Linked DNA regions of Homo sapiens: region 1 is linked to region 2. The links are chromatin loops, found by intact Hi-C in ENCODE. Cell type or tissue: sigmoid colon. All regions are shown on one strand. Each heading gives the region's core, and the rest is flanking DNA. Links, peaks and the distances in the headings are about the cores only. Region 1 overlaps LOC105373960 (a long non-coding RNA gene). Region 2 overlaps PER2 (period circadian regulator 2).

Region 1 (5,369 bases), core at 287-5,286, 340 kb after region 2:
CTGATGGAACAGGGACAGCCACTGTTTTTATCTTTTTAAAATAACATTTTATTTTAGAACAGTTTGAGATTTACAGAACAGTTGCAAATAGAGTACAGAGAGCTGCCATATACGCCACACTGTTAACTCTATCACTAACATTTTATGTGAATAAGGTACATTTGTTACTATTAATAAACCACTATTCAAATGCATTATTGTTAACTAAAGCTTATATTTTATTCCTATTTCCTTAGTTTTTTCCTAATATTCTTTTTATATTCAGGAGCCCATCCAGGATACCACATGACATTCAGTTGTCATGTTTCCTTGAGTTCCTCTTGGCTGTGACAGTTTTTCAGACTTCTTTTGTTTTTATGATCTTGACAGTTTTGAGGAGTGCTGGCATATATATATATATATATATATATATATATATATATAATTTTTTTTTTTTGAGACAGGGTCTCACTCTGTCATCCAGGCTGGAATGCAATGGAGTAATCTTGGCTCACTGCAACCTCCGCCTCCAGGGCTTAGGTGATCCACCTCAGCCTCCCGAGTAGCTAAGACTACAAGCACACATTACCACGCCCGGTTAATTTTTGTATTTTTTGTAGATATGGGGTTTCACCATGTTACCAAGGCTGGTCTCAAACCCCTGAGCTCAAGCAATCTGCCTGCCTCGGCCTCCCAAAGTGCTGGGATTACAGGTGTGAGCCACTGCACCTGGCCTTTTTACTTTCTTTTTCTTTCTGCCTCAGCAGCTGCACAGAAATACTCTCTTGATGGAGTCATTTGATGCAAAAAAGTTTTAAGTTTTGATGAAGTCCAATTTATCTATTTGTTCCTTTTGTGGCTTGTGCTTGTGGTTTCATACTTAAGAAACCATTGCCTGACCCAAGGTCATGAAGATTTATACCTATGTTTCCTTCTAAGAGTTTTAAACTTACATCTAGGCCTTTGACCCATTTCAAGTTAATTTTCACATATGGTGTGAGGTAGAATATACATTCTTGACCAGGCGAGGTGGCTCACGCTTATAATCCCAGCACTTTGGGAGGCCGAGGTGGGTGGATCATTTGAGTCCAGGAGTTTGAAACCAACCTGGCCAACATGGTGAAACCCCATCTCTACTAAAAATACAAAACAATTAGCCTGATCAAAATAGACTCCTTCCCTGCAAAATGACTACAGACTGGCTTATGAATATGCATGCGAAAATACTCAAGAAAACAGGGGCCTTTTGTGCATAAGTTCCTAAACTTGCGGGGGCAGACTGCTGTTATGAAGAGTGTCATAACTTATACATGGGCCACAGGCCTGTGCAGTAATTCACCAAAGAAGACTTCCTATGACCACACCCGTGGGGAAAACATTGGCCTTGCTGTAATCAGATGTGTGTAATGAAAACTGCAGTTGGGAGCATCTTTTCCTGATCCAGCTGTTAAAGTTAATACCCAGTTCTGGCTAAAGTTCTGGCTAAAGTACTGGAGTAAGCAGAAACTTGCATCAATACTGGTGTGTCGGGGAGATGCAAACATGCGCGAGGGATATGGCAACAGCTACGCAGAGCCTAGGGATCTCCTTGACCCAAATATTCTATTTCTAAACATTTGTATTATGGAAGTGCACATCAGAGCGTTATTTATAAATAGCAATAAACAAAACAGGCCAGGCACAGTGGCTCACACCTGTAATCCCAGCACTTTGGGAGTCCAAGGCGGGCGGATCGCTTGAGGTCAGGAGTTGGAAACCAGCCTGGCCAAGAAGGTGAAACCCTGTCTCTACTAAAAATACGAAAGTTAGCCGGGCGTGGTGGCAGGCGCCTATAATCCCAGCTACTTGGGAGGCTGAGGCAGGAGAATTGCATGAACCCGGGAGGTGGAGGTTGCAGTGAGCCGAGATAGTGCCACTGCACTCCAGCCAGGGTGACAGAGTGAGACTCTGTCTCAAAAAAAAAGTAATTAATAAAAATGTAAACAAACAGATGAAACCCCTGCCCTTCAGAGCTTATAAAAAATGTGTAGTCATTTTCTAAAAAAAGTAATTTTTAAATTGATAAAGCCATTTACAAAAGAGTATGAGGCCATTTTAATTAATTAATTAATAATTATTATTATTTTTGAAACAGAGTCTCCCTCTGTTGCCCAGGCTGCAGTGCAGTGTCACAATCTTGGCTCACTGCGAATTCTGCCTCCTGGGTTCCAGCGATTCTCTCACCTCAGCCTCCTGAGTAGATGGGACTACAGGCATGCACCACCAGACCCAGCTAATTTTTGCATTTTTAGTAGAGACGGGGTTTCATCATATTGGCTAGGTTGGTCTCGAACTCCTGAACTCAAGTGATCTGCCCACTTCAGCCTCCCAGAGTGCTGGGATTACAGGTGTAGCCACCGCGCCCAGCAAGCCCCCCCTTTTTTTTTTTTAATACAAGCATCTATCTGTCTATCATCTATGTACTTAAGTATAAATTAATGCCAAAATGTATGTTAAAGATTATCTGAATGGTTGGAATTAAGACGGTTTGTTTACCTGCATTTGCTTTTTATTCTTTTTGCTTTGTTTTTTGAGACCGAGTTTCGCTCTGTCTGCACTGGAGTGCAATGGCGCAATCTCGGCTCACGGCAACCTCGGCTTCCAGGGTTCAAACGATTCTCCTGCCTCAGCCTCCCGCGTAGCTGGGATTACAGGCTACATGGCGCATGCCACCATGCCCAGGTAATTTTTGTGTTTTTAGTAGAGACGAGATTTCACCGTGTTGGCCAGTCTGGTCTCGATCTCCTGACCTCGCGATCTGCCCGCCTTGGCCCCCAAAGTACTGGGATTACAAGTGTGAGCCACCGCGCCCGGCCTTTTTTACCTGTGTTTTCTACAATGTACTTGTATAATAAAAGAAGGTGACAAGAAATAGGGGGAAATTGGTAACAAGCTTCATGTCTAACAATAGAGGATTGGCTGATGAAGTGTATGTCACATTTATTTACAATTAATGACGCCAATGAATAGTTTTTTTCAGTACCACGTGCTAGGCATTAGATGTTCTTTGGCTGTTCTGTGCTGTACATGTGACTATGCTTTTTGTTTAAAAGAAAAGGAGAAAAAGGAAAGGAAAGGGAAAAAAAGGAGAAGAGAGAGAAAAGAAAAGAAAAGAAAAGAAAAGAAAAGAAAAGAAAAGAAAAGAAAAGAAAAGAAAAGAAAAGAAAAGAAAAGAAGAAAAACAAAAGATAGAAAAAAAGGGAGGGGAGTAAGAGCAGGAGAACTCATGGCGTCCTGGGCGGGGCTGCCGGGCTCGCTCCCCGCAGGGCCCTCGTGGCTCCCCTGGCTCGCGCGCGCCCCTAGCGGGCGTCTGGGGTCCTGCGGGCCGTGCGGTCCCGTGTCATCGCGCTGGGCAGCCCCGGGTCCACAGGGCAAGCTGCGCCCCTGTTTTCTTTCCAGGGTCCCCTGCCCTCCAGCGAGCCTAGTTGAGCCCCAGCTGGACTCCAAGTCGAGCCTCTGCAGCCAGGTGTCCGCCAGATGTCTTCCACGGCCAGCAAGGGAACCGCCTGGGCACGCGTCAGTCTGGCCTGTTTCCTGATCCAGAAAATTATTTTCAGCTGCGCGTGACCTTCCACGGGGCCAGGACCGGAAAACTAGACAGCAGTGATCTTTTTAAAACCGTGGACTCTATGAACTAGGAAAGTCCCCTCCAAACTCGTCAACAGGAATTCACTGCTTATTGGTACCAGTTTGGGAAATCATTGTTTTTTAATTAAAAATCAGGGGGCTGGGAGGAAAGGAGGGTCCCCTGGCAGTCTTGGGTGGGCTGCAGGGCTGCAGGAACGTGACAGCAGGGGCAGTGGGGCTGTGGGAGGGTGCTCTGCCCGTGGGGCCAGCTTGTGATGGGCTGGGGACTGAGCTGTGCTCTGGGGACACACAGAGATTCCTCACTCAGCTGGGTGGCCTTATGTTCCCAGGGTTTTCCCACAACTTGTCCTGGCTGGGGGGCTGAGCTTGCCAGCCTTCCTGGGGAACAGCGGGCCAGGGCAGGACTCCATCCCCAGGAAGCACAGGTGAGGCTTACAAAACAGGTGCAGGACTTGCAGACGCAGCTCTCCTTTCAGCAAACCCTGCTGAGACGCAGAGCGGAGAAAACAGGAGGTGCCCCAGTTTCTTCTCCCGGGTAAGACTGAGAGCTGTCCTTGAACCTGATCGGCCAGAGAGAGTGCTGAGGAGAACCAGAGCATCCCGTGGGGCTCCCTGGGCTGGGCTCTGCCAGGTGGGTTTCCCAGGAGATCGGCCATGACAGCTGCTGTGTTGGGCACTCCTCCAGGGCAGGGGTGGCCCCGGGAGAACTTGGGCAGGAGGGGGCATGAGTCACACAGAGGGTGGCCCACTGGGTTTATGGTACCCGGAGTTGCAAACACTCAGGTGTGAGTCACCTGAGTGCACACGTGGCTGGAGGCAGACAGCCTCCCTTGCCCTCCCCTCCTCCAATCCCAGCTCCTGATGGTTGTACCCTCTCCTGTGCTGAGGGCAGCAGAGACTCATTAGCGAACTGGGGGCCCTGGAGTCGGAGAGCTGGCTTCCAATTCCGGCTCTAGTACCCGCGCTCAGGGACACTGGGCATGTGTTGTCACCTGCCTGTGCCTCAATCTCCTTAACTGCAAAATGGACATAACCTCCAGGCTGATGAAGACTAGGAGAGCAGAGGTCAGGGATGGGCCCCTTCATAGGGGCTCAGGGCCTTTCTGTTCCTCCATTGCTTTCTCCGGCCTGGCCCGCTGTGTGAGGCTGGCCGGCAGACATCTGTCTCTCTCTCAATTTTAAAAAATTTTTTTAGTAGGGACAGGATCTCACTGTGTTGCCCAGGCTGATCTCAAACTCCTGGCCTCAGGCGATCTGCCCACTTCGACCTCCCAAAGTGCTGGGATTGCAGGGGTGGCATCTGTTGGCCTCAGGAAGCAGGCCCAGGCTGCACTCCTGCCCTTGTCCCCCACCTTCCCCGGCAGGCTGGTTTGGCGGTCCTGCCCTCTCCACCCCCACTCTCCCCCATGGGGGAACACAGGCATCAGTGGAGAGTTGCCCATTTTTCAGAAGCGGGATGACAAGCCCCTGCTGCCTTTCACCAATGCCCGTGAATGCACCTGCTTGGGAATCCTCTTTGGAATCTCCCTGAGGTCTTCTGCCCCTCCCCGTGTCTCCCTCATTAAACCACATTTTCCCACAATGAGAACGTGCCATGATGTGCGTTGATGCAAAGCAGGTCTTTATTCAATCTTGTGATGTTTCCGTAGCCAATGCCTTACTGCAGTGCCGTTTTCCATGACTTTTCACGTGAATTACAACACTTTAATTCCATTCCAGCTTAAATTGGCTGTGTTGGGTCAGGTAGAAAAGCCCACTGCCCT
Region 2 (5,369 bases), core at 311-5,310:
AAAAAATCGTAAAGATGGCCTTCCAGCTTTATTTTGCTAAGAGTAGTCTTTACGTGGTCCGTGTGGTTTTGTTAACACGGCAGTTTCGATTTACTAGACTAAAACTAGCATATAAAGAAGCTAAGAAGGCTGGCCAACGATCCCACAACCAGCATAAGGTTCTCAGTGTGGCAGTCTCTGTTGTTCAGAGTCCATGTTTTAATTTTTTTCTTTAGCTGCTCATTACTCTGAATCTACAGGGTGTTTTCTGGTAGTTTTAATATAACATCAAATATGCATTTCTTAGGATCACAAATGTGTGCAATATTCTGTTCTTTCAGCCCCTAGAATTCCTCCTGAAAAGAGAATTTTTACAACCACCCATACACCAAATTGTTTGTTCCAGGATGTGGATGAAAGGTACGTGGTCTTGACCCACCCCCTTTTTCATGTTTTTGATATAAAAGCTATTTAGCCAAAGCCAAGACTGCATCTTGGTTTTATAATTACATGATAATGGACAAAAACATGTAATTATATACAGGCAATGAAATAATTATGGAATTACACTGAAAACTTCCTAAGATATGCACATGGTGTAATTGAGGCTTTCTGGAGAGCTGTTGATCTAATTGAGCCTGTCTTAATTCTCCCATATAAACCCATTCGGAGTGGATAATGGTCCAGACAGAGGCGCTGTTGCCTGGGACCAGTGTCAGGGTGGAAGCCGGAGATGCCATTGGCTGGATCCCAGCAGAAGTCTATCTTCCAGCCTGTGTGCTAGAGGCTTCTCCAGGGGACAGGATTTTCTCCATGCCTCAGAGCCCCACTTGGGTCCCTCTCTCTGGGTCTCCCCCTCAGGGTGCTGTAGCAGGTGCGAACAGTCCCAGTGAGATTTGGGAGCACCCATGTTCTGAGTGGCTTCTGCCCCCACCATGCATCTTCTCCCAGCTCCTCCACAAATGCATGAAGACTCCAAAAACACTTGGGCCGGCTAGGTGCAGTGGCTCACACTTATAATCCTAGCACTCTGAGAAGCTGAGATAGGAGCATCACTTGAGGCCAGGAGTCTGAAACCAGCCTGTTTGAAACCAGGAGTTCAAAACGTAGCAAGACCCTGTCTCTGCAAAATAAAATAAAAATTAGCTGGGTGTGGTGGTGTGCACCTGTAGTCCCAGCTACTCAGAGGCTGAGGCAGGGGGATCACTGAGCCTAGGAGTTCAAGGCTACGGTGAGCTATGATTGCACCACTGCACTCCAGCCTAGGTCACAGCAAAAGACCCTGTCTCAAAAAAATAGAAAGAAAAAAAATGTGTGGGCCACTGGCAGTAGTCACCGAAAAGTGACCTCAGAAGATACCACAGGAAGTGGACCAAGAAGCACCAGTGTGCTGGGTTCCTAAAATGAACCAGGTCACCTAGAAGCTGGAGGATCAAGACCTCTCCCTCCTCTACTCTTGGCCCAGGGACACAGGCCCCCATCCTTGGAGTCAGGGCCACACAGCTTCCTGGGGAGGCTCTATGGGTAAAAAGGGATCCGTCACTTCCAGCTCCAGGTGGCTCAGGTGTGTCCGCGGGGCTGCCTGGGGCAGAGCCAGTTTGCAGATGCAGGCTTCTGGACACCACCCTGCCCTGTGGAACCAGGATCTTGGAGGGCAGGGCCTGGGGCCGTATATGTAAAGCAGCCTCTGGAGACTTTTCTTCCTTCAGAGATCTGAGAACTGTCTCTAACCCACTCCCATGCCAACTTGGTGTCCAGCTCAGCCCTGTGCAGGGAGGTTGGCAGACAGGTTCACCTGGCATGATGGGCCACAGCCTGCAAGCTCTCCTTGATGAAGCCTTGTGTGTGGCCTGGCTCACAAAGCCCAAGGACAGCCAGGGCTCCCCCTCCTCCTCCCCTCCTTCTTTTCACCCTCCACCCCCTTTCTGCTCCCTCCTCTTCCTCCTCCCCCTCTTTTTCCTTCCTGTTCCCCCACTCCTCTCCTCTTCCTTCCTCTTCTTCCTCCTTCAGCAAGGCCTTGATGGGACGGATGCCAGGAACATTCTGTATATCCTGTCCAAAGGAAAACATGAGGCCTGAAGAGAGAGCCTCAGACAAGAAGGAGGAAATCAAAGAATAACGCCAGGCCCTTGAGAAAGTTCTGCACCATGGTCTAAAGATTCACAGGGAAAATCCTTCTACACAAGCAGCAGAGTTTGAGGAAACATTGGTTTGGATGCAACAAGTGTTAAGAGGCAGATCGGGAGAAGAAATGGTCGGTGGAGCCGGCAGAGGGCGCTGGACACAAACAGAAGCAGAAGGTGCTGCTGAAGTTCAGCTCCGTCCTGCAATGGAGCAAAGCCACAGCTCTGGGAGGAGGCATGAGCTCAAAGGGCAGAGGCCCAGCCAGCCACCGAGACTCCAAAGAAGCCACAGTAAACCAACTGGATGCTGAGGCCAAAGTCACACGAGACCAGGCTGGAAAAGAAGCACATACAAAGGGTTTTCCGAGGCCCAGGCAAAACTTGTTAAGCAAAAATCCATGCCAGGTCACATGTGGCCAAACTAATGAATGACACTGAAAAAGAAAAAGATGCTGGAAGGAAGAAAACAAAAGCATGATCATGACTTATCTCTTGGGAGGTGAAACGCAGAGCTGAAGCACTCAGGCCCCAGCAGAGGGAGCCTCCTTCAGCGTCCTGGACAGTGAACCTTCGTTTGCTATTGATTAAAAGTCTAGCTGGTTCTGTTAGTCCAACTTTTGATCTCCGGGGGTGGGGGAGGGGGTGGGGTTTGGAGTGTATCTTCTCTTTCCAGGGAATAAGATGGTTCTTAGTGACAATCTCCTCATCTGTTTGGATGCCAATCCTAGCGTGTGTCTGCTTGCCTTCCAGGGCGGTCCCTCTCCTGGGCTACCTACCTCAGGACCTGATTGAAACCCCAGTGCTCGTGCAGCTCCACCCTAGTGACAGGCCCTTGATGCTGGCCATCCACAAAAAGAGTAGGTCCCCTTTTCATGGTACATCCTGAAGTGTTTGGCGGAAGTTCCTGTGTCCTTGGGGCTGCTTCTTGGGACCAGTCTAGCTCTGACAGGTCAGATCAGCTAAGGACAAGCAGGTGGTAGACGCCCGCCTCGCCGCCTCCCTCCTGGCACTGCAGTGCCCAGTGGAGTCGAGAGAGAGGGGTAAACTCATGTGAGTTCCTTTGTGGCCAGTTGTTTCTCAGTCCGTGGCCTGAGTCCGTAGCATCTTATGTTTACTGTTGGCTTCAGTGGCGCATGGGAGGAGGGGAGACCAGTTCATCTGTGGCTAGGAAGGTTCTCACCAGGCCAGGGGAGTGCACAGTGCATGTCCTCACCAAGCCCAGCCCTCATAGATGCAAGTGACACTAGCAGAGGTGAAACATGGGATGAAACAGCTCCTGCTGGAAACAGCCTCCTGGTAATCTACAGCAAAAACAGGAGGTTGAAAGCAGTGGCTTTGAAGAAGTGTTCATACCCCTACAGTTTGCAAATGATCCTGGGCCTGAGTGACTCTTGACTTGTCTCTCTCTACTATAAATCCTGTTTGCTCCCCTTTTCCCCTGAATGCTGGCTTTTGCTCTCCTAGTCCTGCAGTCAGGCGGGCAGCCTTTCGACTATTCTCCCATTCGGTTTCGCGCCCGGAACGGAGAGTACATCACGTTGGACACCAGCTGGTCCAGCTTCATCAACCCATGGAGCAGGAAAATCTCCTTCATCATTGGGAGGCACAAAGTCAGGGTGTGAGTGCTCCAAGGGCCCGAGGTGGCTCAGGGGTCTTGGGCGGGGGTCTCGGGCTGTCCTCACCTCCCAGCAACAGATGGCATAGGGAGGGGCTGAGAGGCCAAGACCGAAACCTTGCTTCCTGCCACCAATCTGGAGCCCCAGACTGCTAGGCAGGGGTGACCTGTCCTCTGCCCCCAAGTGGGAGGGACCTCATTCAAGCAGAGTAGGGAGTGGACAGGCAGCAGCCTGGGGGGCTGCAGGGGAGAGGCAGAGGGCCCACCCAGGCAGGCAGCATGTAGTGGCTATACAGTCACGCCAGAGAGGTCCTCCTGTGGGGCCCCATCTAACAAGATGAATTAAAACCACGCAGGGGCCCTTTGAATGAGGACGTGTTTGCAGCCCACCCCTGCACAGAGGAGAAGGCCCTGCACCCCAGCATTCAGGAGCTCACAGAGCAGATCCACCGGCTCCTGCTGCAGGTGGGTGTGGTGCCTGCATGTCCTCCTCCCAGGTAGCAGCCTGAGAGCCCCCTGCAGAGGACATAGGCTCTGAACCCTGGTCCTGGCACACCCACTCAGACAGCTTCATCTGTCATTCTCTGAACATCCCCCAGGGGACAGTTTGGGCATAGACTGTGCTAGTCCGAGACAGTCCATAGTACCCTTGGCTCTCTCCAGCCTTGCATTCGACCTTGTCTGAACTGCAGCCCTGAGTGAGTAGCTGAAGGACGTGTGCAGACCCCGTGCTCTGACACAGGCTGCATAGTTCCAGAGTGACCTCTCAGTGGTGCGGGGGCTCATTCTAATCCAGAGCAGTGGGACTTAAGGGAGGGACATTGTACTCAAGGTCCCTAAAAAAAATCAGGCCCACTGCAGTCAACCCCACACCTGAGTAGGCGCCTGCCTGTCAGTTCCCGGAGACTGTGGAGTGAAGCTGTCATCGCATCTTGTTTGTTTTAAACCCATCCACAGAGGCGTGGCTGGCTGCAGCCATGCGTTGATGAGCGGGTTGGACACATTCCTTTGGTGCCGTCTCCTCGGTGACTGCATGTCTGGGTCGGGGCACCGCGGCTGGAGGCCAGGAGTCTACCTCTGGAGCTGACCCTGGGGTTCAAACCTCAGCTCCCCTGGTCTCTGCCATGTAGCCTTAGGCGGGTCGCCATCCTCTCTGCGAAACAGGGTGTGTTGGCAGGGGGCCACATGCATAGCTCAGCAGCCCTGGCTGTGTCTGTAGCGCTGTCTGCTGTCTCCCCAGCCCGTCCCCCACAGCGGCTCCAGTGGCTACGGGAGTCTGGGCAGCAACGGGTCCCACGAGCACCTTATGAGCCAGACCTCCTCCAGCGACAGCAACGGCCATGAGGACTCACGCCGGAGGAGAGCCGTACGTCTCCTTCCATTCTCCCTGAGAAAATGAGTTTGTGGATGTCCCTCCAGAGTTAAAAAGCACACTCAAGACAACCTTTGGCAGTTAGGAGGGGCTTCCTGATTGCAGCTGTTGCTGCTTCCTTTCTAAACTTTGTCCACTTGGGACTTTTTAATCTCTTAAGAGTTGAAAGAGCTAGAAACCATAGCTAAGTGTTGGTTGAAAATTATTTAAAACAGACAAAACAAGCAAAAGTGAAGATTTAACTAGGATAGAAAGAAGAAAATGTGGGCTGGGTGCGGTG

What was found. A loop is a pair of places that touch in the nucleus more often than their neighbours do. Peaks named below come from ENCODE experiments on the same cell type or tissue, not always from the same donor. Only the 100,000 strongest peaks of a DNase experiment are listed, where the experiment ranks them.
Region 1: a loop joins it to region 2, with 4 times the contacts of the local background. A loop is called at or near these places in 16 of 110 quality-filtered maps.

What each region holds. Positions count from the first base shown.
Region 1 is chr2:237,921,771-237,927,139 of GRCh38, reverse strand. It overlaps LOC105373960 (a long non-coding RNA gene), which reads left to right. Exons shown (of 3, transcript XR_924046.3): 2 at 3,418-3,700; 3 at 4,083-4,254. Among named protein-coding and RNA genes, the nearest start is that of UBE2F-SCLY, 42 kb to the left of the region's middle. RefSeq lists a silencer at 3,208-3,417. In sigmoid colon, for the core only: a CTCF peak has its summit at 3,329; DNase peaks (open chromatin) are centred at 3,409 and 4,296; H3K4me3 peaks cover 504 bases; H3K27ac peaks cover 301 bases.
Region 2 is chr2:238,260,542-238,265,910 of GRCh38, reverse strand. It overlaps PER2 (period circadian regulator 2), which reads left to right. Exons shown (of 23, transcript NM_022817.3): 9 at 321-399; 10 at 2,853-2,959; 11 at 3,567-3,720; 12 at 4,074-4,182; 13 at 4,958-5,083. Among named protein-coding and RNA genes, the nearest start is that of HES6, 23 kb to the right of the region's middle. RefSeq lists an enhancer at 1,628-2,128. In sigmoid colon, for the core only: a CTCF peak has its summit at 2,256 (motif pointing right); DNase peaks (open chromatin) are centred at 1,640, 2,270 and 2,980; H3K27ac peaks cover 1,532 bases.